Regions from separate parts of the Mus musculus genome. Here region 2 is linked to region 1. A link is a contact called in ENCODE Hi-C or POLR2A ChIA-PET data. All regions are on one chromosome and are shown on one strand. The core of a region is the stretch at or near the end of the contact, and the rest is flanking DNA. Distances in the headings are between cores, read along the strand shown.

What was found. Hi-C counts contacts between places; a loop is a spot of excess contacts on that map. ChIA-PET counts read pairs that join two places held with the same protein, here RNA polymerase II (POLR2A).
Region 2: a loop to region 1 is called in a map of left cerebral cortex, with 10 times the contacts of the local background. The contact joins the promoter of Prcc here to the promoter of Isg20l2 in region 1. A Hi-C loop is called at or near these places in 13 of 37 maps with a recorded cell type or tissue (Patski, T-helper 17 cell, gastrocnemius and 4 more). POLR2A ChIA-PET finds 5 or more read pairs at or near these places in 4 of 5 experiments (Patski and embryonic stem cell).

Annotation. Positions count from the first base shown.
Region 1 is chr3:87,928,696-87,932,208 of GRCm38, reverse strand. It overlaps Isg20l2 (interferon stimulated exonuclease gene 20-like 2), which reads right to left and starts at 1,895. Exons shown (of 4, transcript NM_177663.4): 1 at 1,598-1,895; 2 at 1-878. The coding sequence starts at 725. Rrnad1 (ribosomal RNA adenine dimethylase domain containing 1) reads left to right here and starts at 2,014. Exons shown (of 8, transcript NM_153562.4): 1 at 2,014-2,353. The coding sequence starts at 2,243.
Region 2 is chr3:87,883,899-87,887,411 of GRCm38, reverse strand. It overlaps Prcc (papillary renal cell carcinoma (translocation-associated)), which reads left to right and starts at 1,850. Exons shown (of 7, transcript NM_033573.2): 1 at 1,850-2,537. The coding sequence starts at 2,070.

The sequences.
Region 1 (3,513 bases), core at 646-3,145:
GTCCGGTAGTTGACGATGTAGCAGGGGGGGAGGACGTACTCATCGTACAGCACATCACCATTGTAATTTACAATGCTGCATCGAGCCAGGGAACTAACGCGTCCCTTGGGTCCTGTGCCCACCATTTCACAGTCTATTGCCACCATCTTCCCTGGCAAGTTTTGGGGGACTGTAGGGCACTTATCTTCAGAACGAGCTTGGGTGGAGTTCGGTACAGCATTTTTCTTCAAGGGCTTCTTCTTGGAGCCTTTATCCTTTGACTGAGCTTGGGTGGAGTTCTCTGTAGCAATTTTCTTTTTCAAGGACTTCTTCTTGGAGCCCTTCTTCTGGGTGCTCTTAGTCTTTGGAAGGGCACTCTGAAACTCCCCTAGCAAATCTATTTTAGACACAACAGAAGCAGTCTTCTTTGAAGGAGCAGGGGTCAGCCAAGACAATGGTGCTTTCTTGTCTTTGGACTGCTCTGAGTCCCTCTTGGAGGCAGCTGCCTCTTTCTTCTTTGGGCATGGAAGGATCTTCAAAATGCCATCTACTCTTGAAGTTTCCCCTTTCTTTGGAGGTTCTGAGTTCAACTTAGACACCTTGTTAGGGGGTTGGTTCTTTTTATTCAGAAATCCTTTCTGTTCCAAGAACCTTCGCTTCTTGACAAAGCGTTGATGTTTGGCATTTCCTCCAAATGCCTTTTTCGAAGGTTGCCCAAAGTCTAAATTCAGGAGTATGGTAGACATGAGATCAGTGGATGGTGGGAGGAAGCTGGGAAGAATGGCTCACTGATAGCAAAAGGATGAGAGGCTCATCCTCTGTGGAATCCCATAGTTCAACATGTGGAGGTCTGCAATCAGCCTTGGGGACAAAGTAATCCTGATTCCCGCACCATAGGCCTGAGAGAAAAGAAGATCAGTTCTGGAAGACATAAGTGATAACTTCCACAAGCCCCAAAGCCCGGCTAACTACTGAAGCCTCCACAATTCACCTTTAGGTTGGTCTTAAAAGGGTTATTTCCCTTCTCCGGATCTCTGTGCCATTTTAAAAACTAAAGATGCTGGGGCTGGAGAAACGCCTTAGTAGTTATAACCTTGTTGCTCTCGCAGAGATATTAAGTTCAGTTCCAGGCACCCACGTTGTAGTAGTTCACAGCATCTGTACCTCCAGCTTCAGAAAAAACTAGATGCCTTCCGATCTCTGCAGGCCCCGGGCAATTAAACGATACACATACATAAATACAAACAAAACACTCAGACAAATAATAAATCTAATTACATAAAATGAGGGTGCTGAGGCTGCGGATAAAAAGATGTGGGACCCACGGAGATCGACTCTATCATGTCTATGAAGTCAAAACAAGGGCGTCAGATGAGACTTTTAAGTACCAGTGGTGAGAAGAAACAACACAAATACCCTCTGGATCACCCAGGAATTCTCAGCGTGCTACGAAATGAAGACCAAATCCAGGTGTCGCGCTCCCTCGGCTCCACGTGGGGGCGATCTCCTCACATACCTTACCTGTCTCCCACAGTAAGGACACAGTGGAGGGCCAGCCACCTCGGCCACCACATTCTTGACGATCCACGAACTATTCCCGAACACCCTATACACCTACCTCCAAGTTGGTTCCCCACTAAGATCGCAAGCGTCCGAAGCCGGATGCAGGCGCAGGCGCGCGCCGACGTATGCCGGGACGGCAAGAACGCGGGCGACAACGGGAAGGCGGCCGGCGCGCACGCGCCCGCAGCGCCCCCACCTCAGGCAGCGAGGCCAGCGACTCGGAGTGCGTGAGCAGCGGGAACGGCGGTGGCGGCGGCGGCGGCGTGGGTGGGGGCGGGGGCGGGATGCGCTCCCCGGCCCCTCGGGCCCCGTGGAGGTACAACTCGAAGGTGGTGGGCCGCGGGAAGCGGAACAGAGTGCGCCGGAACCGTGGTCCCACTTCCGGGAGGGAGGGTGGGACCTGCAGCTGACCCCCTCGCCGTAAGCTGGTGCTGGGCGCGCTTCTGTGACGTCTCCGAGTCCCCTGCGGCTGCGCAAATGGCTTGGCCCAGTGGAAGTCGTGACGTTGGGCAAGTGCGCCTTGTTCTAAGGATTTGTAATAGGACGGGATCGCCCTGAGAGGTGTCGTCGGGCGGGTTCGGAGTTCTTGCTTTGCGTCGGGCGTGCAGAATTGAGTCCGGTTTGGGTTGCATGGTTTCGTGGTACCGACCTTGTGTCTCCTCACCTCCTCCCTCCTTGCACCGACATTTCACGCCACAGGATGCGGGGCGTTTCAGCCCATGGCCTCTCGCATGAGGAGAGAAGGCAACTGGCTGTGGACCTCACCCGCGTCCTAGCTCACTACCGTTCCATCCTGGACGCCTACATCATCGTGAGGCCACCGGGCTGAGGGCGGGGTGCTTCTTGGGGGGCGGGGGGTGAATAGGAGCCCACTGCAGAGAAAATGTGGAGACAGCTTTTATCTCTTCCTAATAAGGAACGCGTTGACTACTAGAATACTTTTCACCCAGCCTTCTGACTCTAATACTTAAGTTTTGTTTGTTTCATTTGAAACCCCACAACCAACATTTGGCCATGCTACAGTTGCATAGAAACATACGAGAAACGAGATGTTCCATAGGATATCCTCCACTAAAGGCAATAAAGAGTGGGTTGGGGAAGAGGAAGTGCTTGGCCAAATGTGGTGTACCCTTGTAATCCTGTCACCTAAGAAGTAGATGCAGGAGAATCGGGAGTAAAAGGTTCCCCTGGGCTACAAAACAAGTTCTAGGGCAGCCTGGACTGGACGATGTTACTTTAAAAAAGGAGGGGAGGGAAACAAAACAGGGCAGACATACATAAAGTTACCTTTCTGTAATCTCGCCCCTCAGAAGACTAAGGCAGAATTGTCTTGACTTGCAGCCAGCTTAACGAGTGTTGAGACATGTCTCATTTCCCCCCAACTCCCCCCCACACACACAGAAGAGCACCAGCAAGGCTTGTGGGTGGGGTGATTCTCAACCTTCGTGATCCTACATCCATCCATTTAGTACAGTTCCTCATGTTGTGATCTCCAACTATAAAAGTATCTTTTGTTGCTACTCTGTAACTGTAATTTTACTACTGTTATGAATCGTAAATACCTGATATGCGGGATAGCTGAAGTGTGAACCCCCAAAGAGGTCCCAACCTACAGGTTGAGAACCGCTGTTTTAGGGTAAATGTTTGTCTAGGACTAACAAGATGGCTATGTGGTTAAAAGCATTTTTGTTTGTTTGTTTTTTGTTTTTTCGAGACAGGGTTTCTCTGTATAGCCCTGGCTGTCCTGGAACTCACTTTGTAGACCAGACTGGCCTCGAACTCAGAAATCCACCTGCCTCTGCCTCTGGAGTGCTGGGATTAAAGGCATGCGCCACCACGCCCACGCCCGGCTTCCTAACAAGGCTTTTAATTGCTCCTTAATTAGTTCATTATTTTCAGATGGGTACTCACTATGTTGAAATATCTCATGGAGATATTCTGGCCTTTGCCACCTGAGTGCTGGGATCCTTT
Region 2 (3,513 bases), core at 601-3,100, 45 kb after region 1:
CCTCTGCCTCCCAAGTGCTGGGATTAAAGGCATGTACCACCACGCCTGGCAATATATATTTTTTTCAAGACAGGGTTTCTCTGTGTAGCCCTGGCTGTCCTGGAGCTCACTCTGTAGACCAGGCTGGCTTTGAACTCAGAAATCTGCCTGCCTCTGCCTCCTAAGTGCCCAAGTGCTGGGATTAAAGGCGTGCGCCACCACTGTTGGGCTATAAATAAATCTTAATTTTTTTTGGGGGGGGGACAGGTATCAGTGGGGTGTCAAATTCTGAATCATGTACATACGTGCATGCTAGCTAAGCACTGTAATGTTGAGCTGCCTAAACTCAGTATAGTTTAAACACAGGTGTATACAAGTTATTCTGGGAGATTTAAGCAGATGTCTAGAGAAGGTGGTATAAGTTTGTGTATGAAGCCAAATGTTCAGACACATGGCGAGGAGGCTGGTGAGGAAGAGCCACATCCTTTCACAGTCTTTACAATCCTCATCCTTCGCTCAAAGCACCCTTTCCACGTTCTTTAGCCTCCTCCCTGCCAAACTCTAGCAGCTCTTTCGTTGTTGGCTGACCTCAAAGGTTTTCTGCTCTTAGGAGCAGGGAGGTACCCACAGAGAGATGGGTTCATGTATAAAGGACATGGCAAGTAGAGGGCCCTCAGTTAGAGGGTGACAGAAGTGATCCAGAATCACAGGGAGCCAGGGAAGAGCAGTTGCACAGCACGTCATCATAGACGGGCAGTATGTGAAAAAGCCTGCAGTAAAAGTGGGTGGATATGAGGGCCATACGCAAAGGCCGAGAAGACAGCACATCCAGCCAAGAAATGAATGCCAAAGACACATGCACTGTAGGGTGGGCACAGGTGATCAACCCCTAAGAACTTGGAAGTGTACCGGGCCATAGTCTGTCCTTTTACTGAGGTAAAGTGATTAATCTCCAATTCTCCAATACCTTGCCCTAGTTTCCCGTGCTTCTCACTAGTTGCTGAGGAAGGAGCCCAAGTCCCCACACTCATGGGGATAGCGTTCATGGGAGGTGTGTACTGTTACTAGATGTATACTGGTGTATTCATTGGTTAAGAGCACTGACTCTTTTTTTTTTTTTTTTTTTTTTTTTTTTTTTTTTTTTTCTGTGAGACAGAGACAGGATTTTCTGTGTCACCTTGGCTGTCCTGGACCTCACTTCATAGTCTAGGCTGGCCTCGAACTCACAGATCTCCGCCCGCGTCTGACTTCCTAGTGCTGGGATTCAAGGTGCATGACACCACCCTTGCCATGCTCTCAGATGCCTGCGGCCTCGTTTTCTTTCTGGCTTCGCAATCTTAATTTTATAACGTACCCTAGAGCTTTGTCTTTTCTTGGGGTGCTTTGTTCTAACACCCAGGTCGACTCGGAAGCATCACTGTTTTATTTACAGGTAACTTTCCCTTTAAGCTATTTACTTTCCCAGACTTCATCACTTTCCCGACAACACTTGCAGTTTCTAAGGGTACCACAGCTCCCATAATCCTTAGCTGCTCTGAGGAACTTCAAGTACCGAAATGCTCTAAATGCTTACGTGCTACCGCGCTGATCCATGGGGCTTGTAGTAACATAGGACTTGAAAGGACACACAACAACAAACAAACAAACAAACTACGAATCCCAGGAATCACTGCATCAGAGGAAGCTTTCGCTCAGTCTTTCTGCGCACCCTTTACGCCACCTTTAGACTGCAATTCCCGCCATGCTTTGCACTGAGTTCCCGGAGGTAGAGAATGGGGTTGTTGCTAAAGTCTTCTCTGGGAATTGTAGTTCTTAAGTCTGTGAGGTGAGTAGTAGGCGGAGTGACTCGGCGGCCATTAGGTGTGTGTAGTTGCTTGGTGCTAGGAGCTTAAGTGTAGCGGGAATTCTTACTCGGTGGAAATCAACCCTAGCCATGGGTTCCTGCCGGGGATAGTTCTAGAGCACGGAGCAGGAGGCGCTTTTCGGTTCCCCGCCTTGCCCGCTGGTAGGGCCTACTAGGCCGCCGGGACATCCCGGGTCTCAAGTAGGCCTAGTCTGCCAGCAAGGGCGTCCCAAAGGCGGGAGGCGCCATGTCTCTGGTTGCTTATGCCAGCAGCGACGATAGTGAGCCGGATGAGCCGGAGCCGGAGCCGGAGCCGGAGGAAGAGGATGTGGCGGCTCCTATGCCAGGGCCCACTTTAGGAGGCCTGTTCGCTTCTCTTCCTGCACCCAAAGGCCCGGCCTTGCTGCCCCCGCCCCCCCAGATGCTGGCCCCAGCCTTCCCCCCGCCGCTCCTGCTGCCCCCGCCCACCGGAGACCCCAGACTGCAGCCGCCTCCGCCGCTGCCCTTTGGCCTGGGCGGCTTCCCGCCACCTGCAGGAGTGAGCCCTGCTGAAGCTGCGGGAGTTGGAGAGGGGCTGGGGCTGCCATCGCCTCAAGGCCCTGGGCTCAGTCTGCCCCCAGCTGTGGGCGGTGTCGGACCCCCCTTGGGCCTTCCCAAGCCAAAGAAGAGAACCGAACCGGTTAGGATAGCGGCGCCGGAGCTGCAGAAGGGCGATGTGAGTATGGAGGGGGGGGGCACCTCAAGTCCCATTGGGCTGGAGTTTAGGGGTAGGAGGGACTTGTAACCATAATGGAGCTCGACAAACGCATCCGTTGACTCCGAGCCGCTGGAATCCTCTTAGAAGGCGGTTAAATTCACCTGAACTTGCCTGCTTTGGGGAGTTAGGGTATTGGCCATGAGGCATTCTGGAACCTGGGACTTCCTTGCAGAAAGGGATGCGTGGTATCCTTGGTACTGACAGGCTTAAGGCGCATGCATGGAGACAATTCTTTCCCTTTCAGCATCTTTATCTCAGTTGGCTTCTCTTCCCATATTGAGGGCAGGTTAAAAGTGGCGCCTGAAGTGACAGCTGGTGGGACTAAAGTGCTCCTGTTGAACATCCAGGACCAGCCTTATCCTTTGCCCCATCTCTAAAATAAGAAGGCTGGAAGGAGGTAAAGGACATGAGTGGAGTTAGAGAAGAGATGGAATGTTTACTTATTTTGACATGGTTCTAGTATTGTAACCCAGGCTTTTCTTGAATCACTGTGTAGCTCAGCTTGGGCTTCAACTTGTGATCCTCTTGTCTCAGAGTCCAAGTGCTGGATTAAAAAGTGTATTACACTATCCCTGGTATAAGAAATTGAGTATTGCCTCTCCCTCACCCCCACACACAATGGGAGTTGGACTTGTAGCCTCCCTCACACATAGTAGGTAAATGCTCTTCCACTGAGCTACAAAACCCAGCCCTGTTTCCATTGTTTATTTTGAGGAATGGTTTTTCTAGATTGTCTAGACTGACTTGAATTTTAGATTGTTCTGCTTCAGTCTCCCCTGTAGCTGGGATTACAACCTATAGAAGCAGGATTTGGTAGTCCAGGCTGGCTTCAACTTTAGTAGCTAAGATTGTCCTTAAACTCCAGATTCTCCTCCATCTCCTTCCTGAGTGCTGGGATTACAGCTGAACACCACCATGCCTGCTTTATGCAGCT